2 separate regions of the Homo sapiens genome follow, and region 1 is linked to region 2. Evidence: read pairs that join two places in POLR2A ChIA-PET (ENCODE). Cell type or tissue: OCI-LY7. All regions are shown on one strand. Each heading gives the region's core, and the rest is flanking DNA. Links, peaks and the distances in the headings are about the cores only.

Region 1 (7,645 bases), core at 1,730-6,729, 71 kb after region 2:
GTAGAGTGGGGGGGGGGGTGTGTGCCGGTACCTGGTACTTTTTAATTATTAGTACCTGGTGGATATGTCACTCCTGTTGAAATAATATAGCAGCTACAAGTTTAAACATGAGAGTTTTCCTCAAGAAATTTTAAAATGTGTTGTGGCTAGGTACAGTGGCTCACGCCTGCAATCCCAGCAATTTGGGAGGTCAAGGCAGAAGGATCACCTGAGCCCAGGCATTCAAGACTAGCTGAGGCAACATAGGGAGACCCCACCTGTACAAAAAATTTAAAAATTAGCTGAGTTTGGTGGCACACACCTGTGGTCCCAGCTACTTGGGAGACCGAGGTGGGAGGATTGCTTGAGCCCAGGAGGTCGAGGCTGCAGTGAGCTGTAATTGCATCACTGCACTCCAGCCTGGATGACAGTGAGACCCTGTCTCAAAAAAAAAAAATTTGTATTTTAAACATTTTTCTAATAAAATTCTCATTTATATTTATAAACAGCACGGAATAAGGATCAAATGTAAGATAAATTATATGAAAGAATGGGCTGGGCACAATGGCTCATGCCTGTAATCCTAACACTCTAGCAGGCCAAGGTGGGTGGATCACTTACTTGAGCCTAGGAGTTTAAGACCAGCCTGGGCAATAAAGTGAGACTCCCTATCTCTACAAGTGAATTTTAAAAATTAGCTAGGTACGATAGCACACATCTGTGGTCCAAGCTACACAGGAAGCTGAGGCGGGGAGAATCACTTAAACCCAGGAAGTCAAGCCTGCAGTGAGACATGTTGGCGCCACGGCACTCTAGGTTGGGTGAAAAAGTGAGACCCAGTCTCAAAAAAAACCGCACAAGAATCATATAAAATCTATGAAAATCTTAAACACTTTCCTGAGATGATATAGTACGTAAAAGTTTGCTCTGCTTTGAATAGTTTAAGAAATGCTGTGGTGGCTGGGCATGGTTGCTCACACCTGTAATCCCAACACTTTGGGAGGTAAAGGCGGGAGAATTGCTTGAGGCCAGGAGTTCGAGATCAGCCAGGGCAACATAGGGAGACCCTCTCTCTATAAAAAATTTTAAAATTAGCCAGGTGTGGTGGTGTGTGCCTGTAGTTCCAGCTACTCAGGAGGCTGAAGTGGGAGGATCACTTGGGCCCAAGAAGTCAAGGCTGCAATGAGTCATGGTTGCACAACTGCACTCCAGCCTGGGTGACAGAGCAAGGCTGCCTCAAAAAGAAAAAAGGAAAAGAAAAAAGAACTGCTGTGGCTAATGCTAATTTGGTTGTTTTATTCTCTAGTTCTGGATTCCTGTTATTAGAAAAACTATCTCAGGCTACTAGCATATATTTCTGCAAGCAAAAAAAAAAAATGTTTTTGAGAGCACTTAATTGTCAAATTCTGCTGTTAGGAAATCAGTGATGTATACATATAGCAGAATCTGTCTGAATTGGTAAATTAAAGACTGACAGAACTTCTGAAAATGAACAGACAACTGAATCTGCTTTGACAGTTTTGACATTCATTTCTAGGTAAATAAAAATCTTCTACTACTGCAACCGTGATAAGATAGTCTATTCATTCCTCTTTACTAGTCTATGAATTGGCCCAGTGGAGCTACAAAGAAATTCTCCTAAAGGTAAGGAAGGGAAGAGAAAAAAACCCAAAACTTGTATTGAGCATCTATTATGTGTCAAATACTGTCCTGCATATGCAGTATCTTACTTTTCATTACAACTGTTTAAGATAGGTATTATTATCCCCATTTTATAGACAGTTTAAAAAGTGAGGTTTGACTGAACAGATTGGCTCAAGGTGAGACACCTAATAAATCTAAGAGCTGAATTCAGTCCTAGGGCTGACTCAATCTGTGCTGTTTCCATTAGTTCATAGCCCTAGTAAATTTTCCTTCTGGTCAAAGTAGCTAGAATACAACTCCTATAGTTCAAGGCATAATTTTTGTTGAATTTTCAGAATCTCTGTATATTCTCTACATCTGTTAAAGTCATTGGAGAAATGAGTAAGAAAGATTAGCATGTGGAACCAAGATCCAAACGAAAATCAGGGGATTCAATGGTAGGAACCCCAATATGGTAGGAACTCCAATGCTAACTTGGATAATGCATATTTGCTGAAGAGAATGTATAAATATCCAAATATATAACATACAAAAATTATTACATTATTCCAAAAGACCAAGTAATTTATTGCTACCTACCTTTCTGGAAAACATTTTGTGATATATTACCTACATAGTACTACCCTTTTAGAGTAACTTGAGTGTAAATATGAATGACAAACTTACTTGTGAGAAGTCACTCATATATTATTTCTAATAGTCATGTAGTTGTTGGAAGAAAGCTGTCACTTAACCAAGTAATAAAATACCACCTTACTACACAGCAGAAGATTTTAAATAATCTTCAAAATGTTTATTTTTTGCTTTTCTTTTTTTAATACAGACAGTGTTTCACTACGTTGCCCAGGCTGGTCTTGAACTCCTAACTTCAAGTGATCTCCTGCCTTGGCCTCCTTCAGTGTTTTTACACATATTTTCTCCTCTGATTACAAAAATGTTATGAGTATGTAGGACAGATTTCTCAATGTTACCAATGTAGAAACGGACTCTAAGGGGGATGAAGTTGACCAAATTTGAATTTCACAAGTCTCCCCAGTTGATATGACTTTAGTGTTTCTAGCATCACAGTCTAATATGTGAGATTTTAGCCTTTGATGATTGATCTTCAGTTAGGGAATTAGAGTACAGTTTTAAAAGCTTTAACTAATTTTAAGAAAAAGCAAACAAACACTGGTAAGTAAACACTTTTTCTTATGAAGCCTGTCAATCTCGTGTTAAGGTAATTCCTCGTAGAAAGCAAATTTATAATAAAACCACATTATTTCAGGTTAACTAAATAAAAGAATAATATGAATTGATAAAACTGTGAAACTGCAATATTCTTAGGTATTTCTAAGAATAACATTAAGTAATCCCCTTAATTCACTCAGCTAGGAGAAATTCTTTTAAGAAAAATGCTTTGAAATACTAAAGTATTCAAGTGTGTTTGGAAGACCTTTCTTCATAGCACAAAAATAAACTTTAGTTCCTGTCCGAATGTTCATAAATTGAAAATTAAGGACATCCAAACTGAAAAGATTTCATTGCATTTTCTTTTTCACTTCAAATTATTAAAACAGCGAATTCAATCAATTTAATCTACAATAGGCTATACAAAATGAACAGTTATAGCTACCAAGAGCACCTACTATGCCTAGCATTGAACCATGCAATTTATGTTACTGAATGTAATTTAGTTAGATGGTACACTACATTATTGGAATGGTTTTATGTCAAAGAGCTTTTCTTTAAAACATTTTATACTAATCCTGGTAAACATTTCAATATTATAAAATCTATATATTTGTAAACTAAACTGTGTTGTTGTAGCAGAATTTTGTAAATAATGCATATGTAAAGTGTTAGAAAGTAAGTCCCATTACTCTAGATGCAAAATGAAGCTGATATCCATCCTCTCTGAACTAAATTATCAGTGTAACAAAGTGGTTAGGAGCATGGGCTTTCACATTAAACAGAGCTGAGGTCAAATCCTAACTCCACCACTTAGTAGCTATGTAATCATAGGCAGGTTATTTAACCTCTCAGAGTCTCAATGGTCCATGTGTCAAAAGCAGATATTACATTTGTTAAATGAGATGTATATATAGTATTAGCACAGAGAAACCAATCAACAATACAAGTTGATGTTAAGGGGTAAATGCAATATAATGGCAGAATAATATTAGTTTTATAAAGTATTCTGCTAAAGCTCATGTCCCTCTTTCTCCTCCTTTCACTGCCCCATGGTACCTCTCAGTTAGGTTCAGTAACTCTCCACTTATCTGGTGGTGGAGCATCCTGGCAACTTCATCTTAACATAGCTTCATGGCCCAGTGTACCTAAAATAGGTGCCACACAGCCTCAGCATTAAAACTGTCCACTTGACCCAGAGGAAAGGTATTTACACTCTCAATCAGCTCCTATTTGCCTTTGTTAGCAAATACTTCTTAATCAACTTGGTTATATGTCTTCTCAGAAAGTTAGGAAGGTGGGTGATGACCTGGCACAAGGACAATCTAAACGGGCTGAAAAACTAAAAATCAAACGCAGAATTGTATTGTTTCTAGTACAGTGGTGAATGTTCATAACATGTCTTTGCATAATCAAAAAAGCTTACTCAATATCCTCACTTTAAGAATTAACATGTATGAAATTTTTAAAACAAAATTAATGATTTCTCTCAAAAAAAAGTTTTTGAAAAGTTTTGGAACAAAGAGGCTTAGTTGTTTAGAAAAGTGAGGAATCATTTTACTGCATTAAATAAATAGAGGCTAGAGAAAGCATCTGTCACCACATCAGCTGTAAAGACAACTCGAGGTAACACAATTTAAACTGAGTTGGTTTTAGTTTTGTTTTGGTTTTGAGACAGGGTTTCCTCTGTCTGAGTAGCCAGGACTACAGGGGTGTACTACCACCCGTCTAACTTTTTTGTTTGTTTTGTGTGTGCGTGTTTTTAAGAAACTGGGTCTTGCTCTGTCACCTGGGCTGGAATGCAGTGGCACAAGCATAACTCAATGCAGCCTCAAACTCCTGGGCTCAAGCGATCCTCCCACCTCAGCCTCCTGCATAGCTGGGACTACAGGTGTGCTCCACCACACTTGGCTAATTTTTAAAATTTTTTGTAGAGATGAGGTCTCACTGTGTTGCCCAGGCTAGTCTCAAACTCCTGGCTTCAAATGATCCTCCTACTTGGGCCTCCCAAAGTGCTGGGACTATAGGCATGAGTGACTGCACATGGTCTAAACCACATTTACAGTAGACAAGGCACTGAAACATGGAATAGCTTTGATATAATGGTGATAATGTTAAGTAAAAAAAAAAATTAAGTAACTGGATTTCAACTTGTCATTTTTTTTAATAGTATATGCCTTTTTATATGTCACAGATACAAGTTGGCATACCTGAGTCCAATAAACTGTTTTGAAGTAGAGGTCTGTTACAGTCAAAGGACTCATAGATAGGACTTGGAGGTCACAAATACAGTTTCCCTCACCAAAATTATCATGACCCTCTAGCTTTGAAAAGCAGACTACTACTATGTTACAAAAGACAGTACTATAGAATATAATTAGCATTACAAGATAGGACTTAATTTCCAATACTACTATTAAGATGTCTAGTCTTGATCTCTTCTACCCTTCATGGCTCTATGCTATAATAATTTTCCACCTGTAAAATGTTAATAATATAATTTATACTTCTAGAAGACTTTGTGTTCGTCTTTTATATAATTGGTTTTACTAGCATTAAGACAGGAAAAACATAAATTCAGTATTACTACAAATTCTTGCTTAAGAAAAGATACATAAAATATTTAGAAATCTTTCTTATTTCCACAATTAAAATGAAGCATATATAAATTTCTCTCATTAAGCTGAATTTAATTTCTATAGGCCTGCTTATTTGATACATGGGCTTATGCTTCATAGTTTATTCTTACAATAAAAATATAAAAAACAAGTCCAAATATAAAAGCAAAAAGGTACAGATGTGAAATAAAACTAGCATGCAAGATAATTGTTTAAAGCATATTATGAATGGCAAATGAAACAGAATGGCTAGCAAATTATCAGTTCTCTATGAAGAATACTGTCAGATAATTTTTACTGTAAATATAACCTATCCAATGCCATTAATTTTGTTCTAAGCTTTACTGAGATAGAGCTGACACACAATAAACTGCACATACATAAAATATAAAATCTGAGGCTGGGCATGGTAGCTCACGCCTGTAATCCCAGCACTTTGGGAGGCCGAGGTGGGCAGATCATAAGGTCAGGAGATCAAGACCATCCTGGCCAACATGGTGAAACCCCGTCTCTACTAAAAATATGAAAATTAGCTGGGTGTGGTGGTGCACGCCTGCCTGTAATCCCAGCTACTCAGGAGGCTGAGGCAGGAGATTCGCTTAAACCAGGGAGTTGGAGGTCGCAGTGAGCCGACATCATGCCACTGCACTCCAGCCTGGCGACAGAGTGAGACTCCGTCTCCCCCCAAAAAAAAAAAAAAAAAAAAATATATATATACACACACACACACACACACACACACACACACACACACACACATATAATCTGATAGGCTTTGAAATATGTATATACTCATAAACCATCACCATAATCAAGATAATGAACATGTCTATCACTTCCAGAAGTTTCCTCGTATTCCTTGGTAATGCCTCCTTTCCAACCCTTCCTACCCTCCATACTCTGTCACCAGGCAACCACTCGTTGGTTTTCTGTTATTAGAGATTAGTTTGGATTTTCTAAAATTGTATGTAATGAAATCATATAGCATGTTTTCTTTTGAGTGGTGGGATCTGGCTTCTTTCACTCAGCATAATTTCTTTAAGATTTATCATGTTATAGAGAATATTAATTTTTGTGAAAAAAAATTCTCCAGAAAAAACACAGGCCCCCCACAAAATGTACTGTGATTTTATAATTTGCTATACCCAGACTTATTAAGTTGGATCTTACTTGAGATGTCAAAACAAACTCTAAAAACAAAACCAGCACCAGGTGTGGTGGCTCACACCTATAATCCCAGCACTTTGGGAGGCGGAGGCAGGCAGATCACTTGAGGCCAGAAGTTCAAGACCAGCCTGGCCAACATGGTGAAACCTCACCTCTACTAAAAATACAAAAATTAGCCAGGTGTGGTGGCACATGCCTGGAATCCCAGCTTCTAGGGTGACTGAGGCAAGAGAATTGCTTGAACCCAGGAGGCGGAGGTTGCAGTGAGCTAGGATTGTGCCACTGCACTCCAGCCTGGGAGACAGAGCAAGACTCCATCTCACAAAAAAAAAAAAAAAAAAAAAATCAGAAGGCCAATTAGCTGGGCATGATGGAGTCCTAACTACTTGGGAAGCTAAGGCAGAAGGACTGCTTGTGCCCAGGAATTCAAGGCTATAATGAGCTATGATCGTGCCACTCTAGCTTGTACAACAGAGCAAGACCCCATGTCAAAAAACAAAACAAAACAAAACAAATAACAAACTCCAATTGTTTACTTGTTCATATAAATAACTTGCTTTTTTAGATAACTTAAATTGGTATCTAATCTGGTTTCCAGCTTGGACATTCTAATTTAATGACATCCATAGTACTGTTCAGAATCCTTACTTGTCAGTTTATGCCAAGAATGAAACACTCTTTCCTTTCTAAATCTGAATCCAAAAAAAACTGTGTTTATTTCATTTAATTCTAAAGGTGAATTTTTGTTTTGTTTTTCTTTAAATTTTTCTAAATTATGCCTTTTTTTTTTTTTTTTTTTTGAGACAGGGTCCTGTTGTTACCCAGGCTAGAGTGCAGTGGCATTAACACAGCTCACTGCAGCCTCTACCTCCTGGGCTCAAGTGATCCTCTCACCTCAGCCTCCTAAGTAGCTGGGACCACAGGTGCACGCCACCACACCTGGCTATTTTTTTTTATTTTTTGTAGAGATGGGGTCTCGTTATGTTGCCCAGGCTAGTCTCAAGCTCCCAGGCTCAAGTGATTCTCCCACCTTAGCCTCCCAAAATGTTAGGATTACTGGCGTGAGC
Region 2 (8,167 bases), core at 1,863-6,862:
TTTACACTTTGGCCAAGGAAGGAAATGAAAAAAATGTCCCAGAGAAGTGGAACCCTGTGGCTGGCATTGTTATTGCACTCTGTTGTCACCACAGGTGTGATTGGAGACATTATGTGGGCAAAGAATATTTCAGGGCTCTAGGCCTTGGAGCAGTGGAATTCCATTATTTCCAGCGAATGAGTAGTTGGGCAACTTGTGGGATGCGGAAAACATCTTTGGAAACCTCAAATAGTACCACAAAGAGGCAAGATAATCAGAATGATGATAGTGAAGAGCATGATGATGGAGGATACAGAATCACAGATGATGGCGCTGATTGTTTGCCTGGGTAAGAGACTACTTTTGTAATGCATGATACTAAAGGAGAAATATTATATTGTACTGTACTTTAGATGACTATTATCAACAATTCATGAAAATGTATTTTATAATCTAATTTTAGAATAAGCTAAAATATACACATCTTTTATTGTGGTCATAAATATAATGTGTCTTGGAAGCATGGGACAAAGTACTTAGTACATTATGGGTTAGTTAACAGTCTCTCAATAAATAGTGACAAAAATAATTTTTTATAAACTTTTGCAAAATTTTAACAATGTTTTGTGTGTGTTTATTCAATTTAGGCTTCTTAGTGTTGAAGAAAAGAAGAAAATAGGGCATCTTTGTAAATTGCTGATTGACCAAGGTCGAATCCAGTATTTGCAGCAGAAGGGATTCAGTCCTGCTTTGCAGTACTATACAGACCCTCTGGTGTCTTTGGAAAATGTTTTGTTAACTGCTTTACCAAATCATTCTTCATCACCAGAAACAACTGCTTAATGGAAAAGAAATTTGAGCATCATCTGTCTTCCACCAAAAAAAATTTTTTAATTATATTTTTATATCAAAAAAATATATACTTTAAATAGCAAATAATATGAACTTTAAAAAATGCTGTGGCCTCATTAAACTTTGGTAATAGCTTTTCTTTTTACTTCAGAAATCCAAACATTAGAGAATTCACCAAAGTAATCCTCTTTAGAAGGGCATCTTGAATTATATTATCCATCCGTATTTATGGAGATTGGTAAAGTAGTTGAACCGTTGACTTGGTGATCTGAAACATACATAACATGTCAACACATAATTAGCGTATTTCTGTTTGTATTAATTTTGGAAATTTATCTTCCTTTGATTTTATTTAATATTTTTTATTTCTTAAGTTCAAGAGGTAGTGATTGATTGTAACAAGGGCCAATCTGAGAATTTGACTTATATGTGGACATTTTTCCCTACAGATCTGGAAAGCACAATTGTGATTTTCTCAAATGCAGACAATTCAGAGATATTCACAATTAATAAACACAATTAATTAATGAAGTCACCTTCAAATTTCCAGAGCCATACATGTATATATTGTCAGAATCTGTCCATGACAAACACAAAACTGAAGAGCTGTTTTCAAAGAAAAAAGATTATTTCACTTAATTATTTTGTTGGATAATTGTCTAGTTAGAACTTCCAAAAAGATACTTACAAACATAATTCACAAATTTGAAATAATTTCTGAAGTTGATTAGCTATCTCATATCTTTTATCAGGTCATTTTTTATATATGTAGGCACAAACAATAAGTATGTTCTCTTCTGTTTGGGAAAATAATTTGGAATAAAATAGAAATTAGATAATGAAACCAAAAACCTTCTCAAATTTAGGCCTTATTTAACTCATGACTGGTTTCTATGCACAAGAAAATACTAAACCAAATATATGGTAGGACTGTTATTCTCTTCTGCATCTTATCCCTATTTTGTTTCTGCCTTTATTTGTAAAAATTGTCTTAATTGATGGTACATTTGCCAAGACAAAGGTTCAGAATTACTAATTTTAGATATTATGATATTCTGAAATAACTATTTTTATCCTGTAGTTCTATGATTATATGATTTGTAAATAAGAAGCCTAACCAATTTAAAATTCCTGACTTTAGTCTCATATATCTTGTCAGACTGTCTCGGTTCAAATTCCAAACCTACCATCTTCAGTTGTGCGACCTTGGGCATGCTACCTAATCTCTTTGTGCCTCAATTTCCTCCTTTTAAAATGGGGATGATGATGATAACAATAATACCTACCTCACAAGGTTGTTGTGAGCATCAAATGAGATAACACAAGTAAAATGCATAGAACAGTTCCAAGCACAGAGTAATTCAATAAATATTAACTAGTAATAGTAGTGGTAGTAACTCGTGAATCTTTTTAATAACATAATAGGCTTTGATTTTATTATCTCTTTAAGTTGTTAACTTTTTTCCCTTGTTATAAGTTTTATGTCAAGTAAGGTAGTTTGTTTAAGTTAGTTACCCATGTCCCCAATCAAGGGAACCTAAATGAAGATATATCATTAAATAATTAACCTTTTTTTATTGTGTCAAGCAATACTAATTTGTGTCATAAAATTTGTTTTGCATCATTCAACAATTTATGCCCAGAAATAAACAATATTCTACAACAGGCATAATCTCATTTATGTTTGATAAAATATACATACACACCCAAGAATTATCATACAGAAACAGTTCTGTGGCCCATTTAGCTTAATGGTATGTTTCTGACAATGGTATCAAGTACCTTAAAGGAAGATAAGTTTGTCCTTCAACATGCCAGCCTTAGGTCAGGATTATTGTTTTCCTAACTGTTAATTTGTCTTCACATATCATGAGAAAGTGACTGTGGGATATGCATACAGCTATTTCTTGTCCTGCAGAATTTTCAGATTCAACAAACCTCTTCTTGAACTTCAGATTCACCTGCACAATTACCACAACTTGCATGTTCCACAGGTGCATCAAATTTACTGCTAAGGGCCAGGTGTGGTGGCTTACACCTGTAATCCCAGCACTTTGGGAGGCCAAGGCAGGTGAATCACCTGAGGTCAGGAGTTCGAGACCAGCCTGACCAATATGGTGAAACCCTGTCTCTACTAAAAATACGAAATTAGTGGGGCGTGGCGTGGTGGTGCATGCCTGTAAGCTACTCAGGAGGCTGAGGCAGGAGAATCACTTGAACCTGGGAGGCGAAATTTGCCAAGTGAGCCGAGATTGCACCATTGCACTCTAGCCTGGGCAACCAGAGAGAAACTCCTCAAAAAAAAAAAAAAAAAAAAAAAAGACTGCCAAAATTAGAAATCATCTTCTGCCTCTACCACCTGATTCTATTCGCCAACCCATCTTCTGTACTTCATTCTCCATCTTAGCACCACCATCTATCCAGTTGCCCTCTAAACCAAAAACATTCATTGTAAACTCCCTTTTCTCATCTTCATTCAATTACCAATTCTGTCTCCTAATTGTCTTTATATATTCTCTGCTTTCCAAAACTAGGTCACAATTATGACTTTTTTGCCTGTCTTCCCCCAATCTGTCTCCATGTCATTGCTTCTATGACCTTGCTGCAATAAATCTAATCACCATTTCCTAAACATCCTCCACTGAATGTTAGTAAAAATTATTTCCTTTAGCTGAAAAACTCTGTCATTGTCTTCTCAGTTATATTCATTTTTCAAACTAGTTGTTGCATTAAGTTGAACTAAAATCTACCTTTTAAGTTAAAAATTCTTAACATTTTAAAATTATAAGACTATGATTTCTGTTACTATTGTTTCATTGTTTTTATTAACAAATAATTGTGCACTTTGTCCTCTTCCCCTGATCTTGGTTTAGCTTAAAGGCCCTCAATTAATTATCAGAGACTAAGTGATTGAAATCTCTATATCAAAACCTCACACTTTGTTCATTAAAATCTGTGTTCTCAGCCAGACGTGGTGGCATGCACTGATAGCCCCAGTTACTTCAGAGGCTGAGGTCGGATGATCTCTTGAGCCCAGGAGTTCAAGGCTACAGTGAGCTATGATTGTGCCTTTGAATAGCCACTGCACTCCAGCCTGGGCAACATAGTAAGACCTCATCTCTTTAAAACAAACAAACAAACAAACAAACAAAAAACTGTGTTCTCAATATTTTTCATCCCTAGGTAAATTTTTTTTTCTATTTATGGAATGACAGGGAAGGTCAGTTCATGGTCAAACTGCTATGTGTGGCAAGCTGGTAGAATGAGGTAGCAAAGCTTTAAGAATCATGTCTTCACTCACTTGGTTTTACTTCAGATGCTTAGCCAAAGGATTTATTTCCTTCCCCCACTTGAAAGACTTTGAATATCTTTAAAACCTCTCTCTCTATTTCACTTTTTTTCTTCCCACAATATTGACTAAGAGAACAGAATTTGACAGAAAACTTAAGATGGAATGAGAAATATATAAAGGAATTAATCAAAAGGCAGCAGTTAGTGATACACACATTACTCTACCAAAAAACATTTAATCTGTGTTATATACAAATCTTATACCTGCTCTTCTCCGTGACTCTTGTATGTATGTGTGCATAAACTGAAGGCCAAATAATTCCCGTTCCTCTTCTTCATCTGTGCCTTCACTGGGAGGAAGTGATACTTTCAATTTCAGTGGGTTGTCTCTGAAGTTGACAAACCTAGAAGTTCATCAAAAAACAGTATTTTTATAGGTGTCATGGAAGTGTACATTTATTTCCCTGGAGAAAGGTCAAATGATAATATACTAAATTACTCGTTTTTAACTGGTTTCAATAACTGAACGACTTGGTGAGATGTGATATATCTCAAGAATCTTATGTTTTTTTCCTAAGAGAAAAAAAAACACTAGCTTTAGACAACTTACTTTCAAAGCTTATAAAAGCAACTGTTAGTCTAGTTGCACAGGCTGGAGTGTAGTGGCATGATCTGGACTCATGGCACCCTCCACCTCCCGGGTTCAAGTGATTCTTGTGCTTCAGCCTCCCAAGTAGCTGGGACTAGAGGTGCACACCATGACGCCCGGCCAATTTTTGCATTTTTAGTAGAGACAGGGTTTTGCCATATTGGCCAGGCTGGTCTCAAACTCCTGGCCTCAAGTGATCTGCCTGCCTCAGCCTCCTAAAGTACTGGGATTACAGGTGTGAGCCACCACATCTGGCCTACAGCATATATTTAATGCAATACAGCTTAACTTCTAAGAGCAATTTTAACATATCTTAAATATAAAATTAGTGCTATGAACTTAGTTTCTGCATAATTTATATACCTCCATCTTACTTATCATTGTGTCTTCACCACCCAGTACAAGGCAGGTAGTTGCTGAACAAGTGAATAAATGAATTATTTTGTTATCGAAGTTTTGGGTTTTAGTGGGTATTCTCTTATTCTCATTTGTCAGAAGATTAAGCTTTGGAAGAAAAATACTTGAGGGAGCGTTCAAGATGGGTTAAAACTTAAATGTCACATCTGAAACAGTAAAAATCCTAGAAGAAATCCTAGGAAAAACTCTTCTGGACATTGGCCTAGGCAAAGAATTTATGATGAAGACCTCAAAAGCAAACATAACAAAACCAAAAATAGACAAATGAGATTTAATTAGAAAAACTTCTGCACAGTAAAAGTAATAATCAACAGTTAATAGACAACCTATAGAATGGGAGAAAATATATGTAAATTATACATCTGACAAAGAACTAATATCCAGAATCTACAAAGAACTCAACAAGAAAAAAACCAACCCCACAAGCGGGCAAAGGACATGAACAGACATTTCCCAAAAGAAGACATACAAGCAACCTAAAATAATCTAAAATAATTTTTAAAAAGAAAAAATGCTTGACAGAGTTTTGATAGTACTTAGTAAAAAGTTATATCTAGTGGCTTTTTGTTTGTTTGTTTTTGTTTTGTTTTTAAGAAATAGTCTCTGTTTCCCAAGCTGGAGTACAGTGGCGCAATCTTGGCTCACTGCAACCTCGAACTCCTGGGCTCAAGCGATCCTCCAGCCTCAGCCTCCCAAGTAGCTGTTATAGGCATGCACCACCACTCCCGACTAATATATCTGCTATCAATAACATAATTGTTTCCCTTTGTGCTTATTTAGGAAATAAACACTTTTATGCTTTTGATTTTTATGTTGTGAGTGAAGTTTTTTTAGCTGTATAATTTTCATGAAAATGTCATCAACAGAGGACATTTCTTTTTTTTTTTAGGTTGGTATTATAACATTTATTAAAATAATGCTATGGGTTAATACAAACAGCGAAGAACCAAAGAATTAAAATGCAAGCTATGTAAAATCCCAACTAAAACCCAAAAATGTCTAATGTATTCATTCATTTAGCTAACTAGAAGCCCAAAAGAGACAAGACACCCAATATAATAAAGTACTGCAAAACAATTGGCAATTTTCAGTTATCAAAATTGTGGATTTTGCAATTTGTATCCTTTTCTCAAGAAAAAAAATTCCTTTTGAATGTTATGTAACATACATATAAAACAAGATAGAAAAATACACTATAAACTTGTAACAATGGCTGTAAATATTTTATCTTACATGTTTCTCATAGGCAATAGGTTGGTTATGGTACATACATAGCATGAAACATAATAAAGAAAAGACAAAAATACTTGTCAGCTGTATGGTAACATACAAGTGACACTCCCATCTACCCATGCTAAAAAATTACATAATACTGTGAGAAAAAAAGTCTTAAAAACTACATATTTTAATAAGAAACAAATTCAATGAAGAATGATAATACTGAGAACCAAGGCATTCAGAGATTTCAAGTCATGCTTTTTTTCAGTTGATTCAAAATTTTGTCAACCAAGTTTTCAAAAGTTTGTTCAGAGCCAACATTACCCATAAAGGTCACACATTTATTATTTCATACATTTACTTTCTTCCCCATAAAAGACCTTTGATAAACATCTAAAATGGAAGACATTTCTTAAAGCTGATAAATCCCAAACTGCTTTAGTTTTAAGGATTCTTTCTTGAATAGACCAGTGTTATATGAATCCTATTCATCAAATTATAGAATGTCAACATTGGAAAAGATTTTTAAGATATCCATTCACATAAATAACAACTGAAATTTATTAATAACAATCTCTCTACAGTACTTTTTTCTGTAGCCAGAAAGAAAGCAAGGTTTTTCAGTTTTGTGCCTACAACTTTTTACCTCAGATTTGCCATTTCTTCCATGCATACTGGAATATCTTGCAGTTTATTGTTGCTGAGAACAAGAGTACCCAGATTTTTCATATTGCTGATTGTTTGAGGCAAGCATGTTATTTCATTTCGTTGCAGCCATAACGTATGTAGATTTTGCATTCTGAAAAATTAAGGTTTCTACAATTAATTACATATAATATGAAAATATTGGTTTTGGAGTTTTAACAAATAATTTTAAGAGGTAGGGGTCTTATCATGTTGTCCAGGATGGTCTCAAACTCCTGAGCTCAGGCTATTCTCCCCCTCAGCCTCCTAAAGTGCTGGGATTACAGGCGTGAGCCACTGCACCCAGCCTTTGGTTCTTATGTTAAAAATCAAATGTCTTTTACAACATCTTTAACCAGTATACTTATTGAGTTAACTGACATCACATTACCTGGTTATTAGAGAAACCACATCAGGAAGTTTATCTCTACAGTACAACTCTCATGTCATATGGCAATAGAAATGAAATCAAATCAACATATTCTAGAATTCTTTCACTATTCTCATAGGATTTCTTGAAGAAGAACTACTGTAAATGTTACCTAATCTGAGACAGAGTCTTAAGAGAACAATAAAATGATGAATATGCCCATTTATAGCAAAGCAGTATGCATAATGCGTAACATCATGAACTCTGGGGCCAGGCTGCCTAGGTTCAAATCCTAGCTTGCCCACTTACTAACTTGAGCGAGTTAGCTAACATCTCTGTCATTAGTTTCTTCATCCACTTGTAAAGTGCATAGAAGTGCTTGGCATATGCTAAGCAAGGTGGTTATTGTGGCATATTCTTGTTAATTTCTCAAAGTCAGCCACTTTTGGCCAGGTGTGGTGGCTCAGGCATGTAATCCCAGAACTCTGGGAGGCTGAGGTAGGTGGATCACTTGAAAAAAGCCAGTTTTTTCTTCTTCCCAAACCCTTTTACTTACTTGGAACAAATGAAAATATTCTGTTAAAACAGTGTATTTCAAACTAGTTGGACCTATTGTGATTGATTATGCTTGAGATCCCATTTGTCTTGCTTGGTTATTTTTCATAAGAGGTTTCAAGACTTTTATCATTAGCATAAAGAGTTATTTC

Evidence for each region. ChIA-PET counts read pairs that join two places held together with the same protein. Peaks named below come from ENCODE experiments on the same cell type or tissue, not always from the same donor. Only the 100,000 strongest peaks of a DNase experiment are listed, where the experiment ranks them.
Region 1: POLR2A ChIA-PET joins it to region 2 with 6 read pairs; 3 of 35 experiments call an interaction of 5 or more read pairs at or near these places.

What each region holds. Positions count from the first base shown.
Region 1 is chr1:100,218,926-100,226,570 of GRCh38, forward strand. The region is part of intron 4 of DBT (dihydrolipoamide branched chain transacylase E2); the gene reads right to left. Among named protein-coding and RNA genes, the nearest start is that of DBT, 27 kb to the right of the region's middle. In OCI-LY7, for the core only: no CTCF peak of the experiment used is centred there; no DNase peak of the experiment used is centred there.
Region 2 is chr1:100,147,999-100,156,165 of GRCh38, forward strand. It overlaps TRMT13 (tRNA methyltransferase 13), which reads left to right. Exons shown (of 11, transcript NM_019083.3): 10 at 1-328; 11 at 627-2,498. The coding sequence ends at 822. It overlaps LRRC39 (leucine rich repeat containing 39), which reads right to left. Exons shown (of 10, transcript NM_144620.4): 8 at 7,053-7,205; 9 at 4,387-4,526; 10 at 450-1,099. The coding sequence ends at 1,044. Among named protein-coding and RNA genes, the nearest start is that of TRMT13, 19 kb to the left of the region's middle. In OCI-LY7, for the core only: no CTCF peak of the experiment used is centred there; a DNase peak (open chromatin) is centred at 4,463.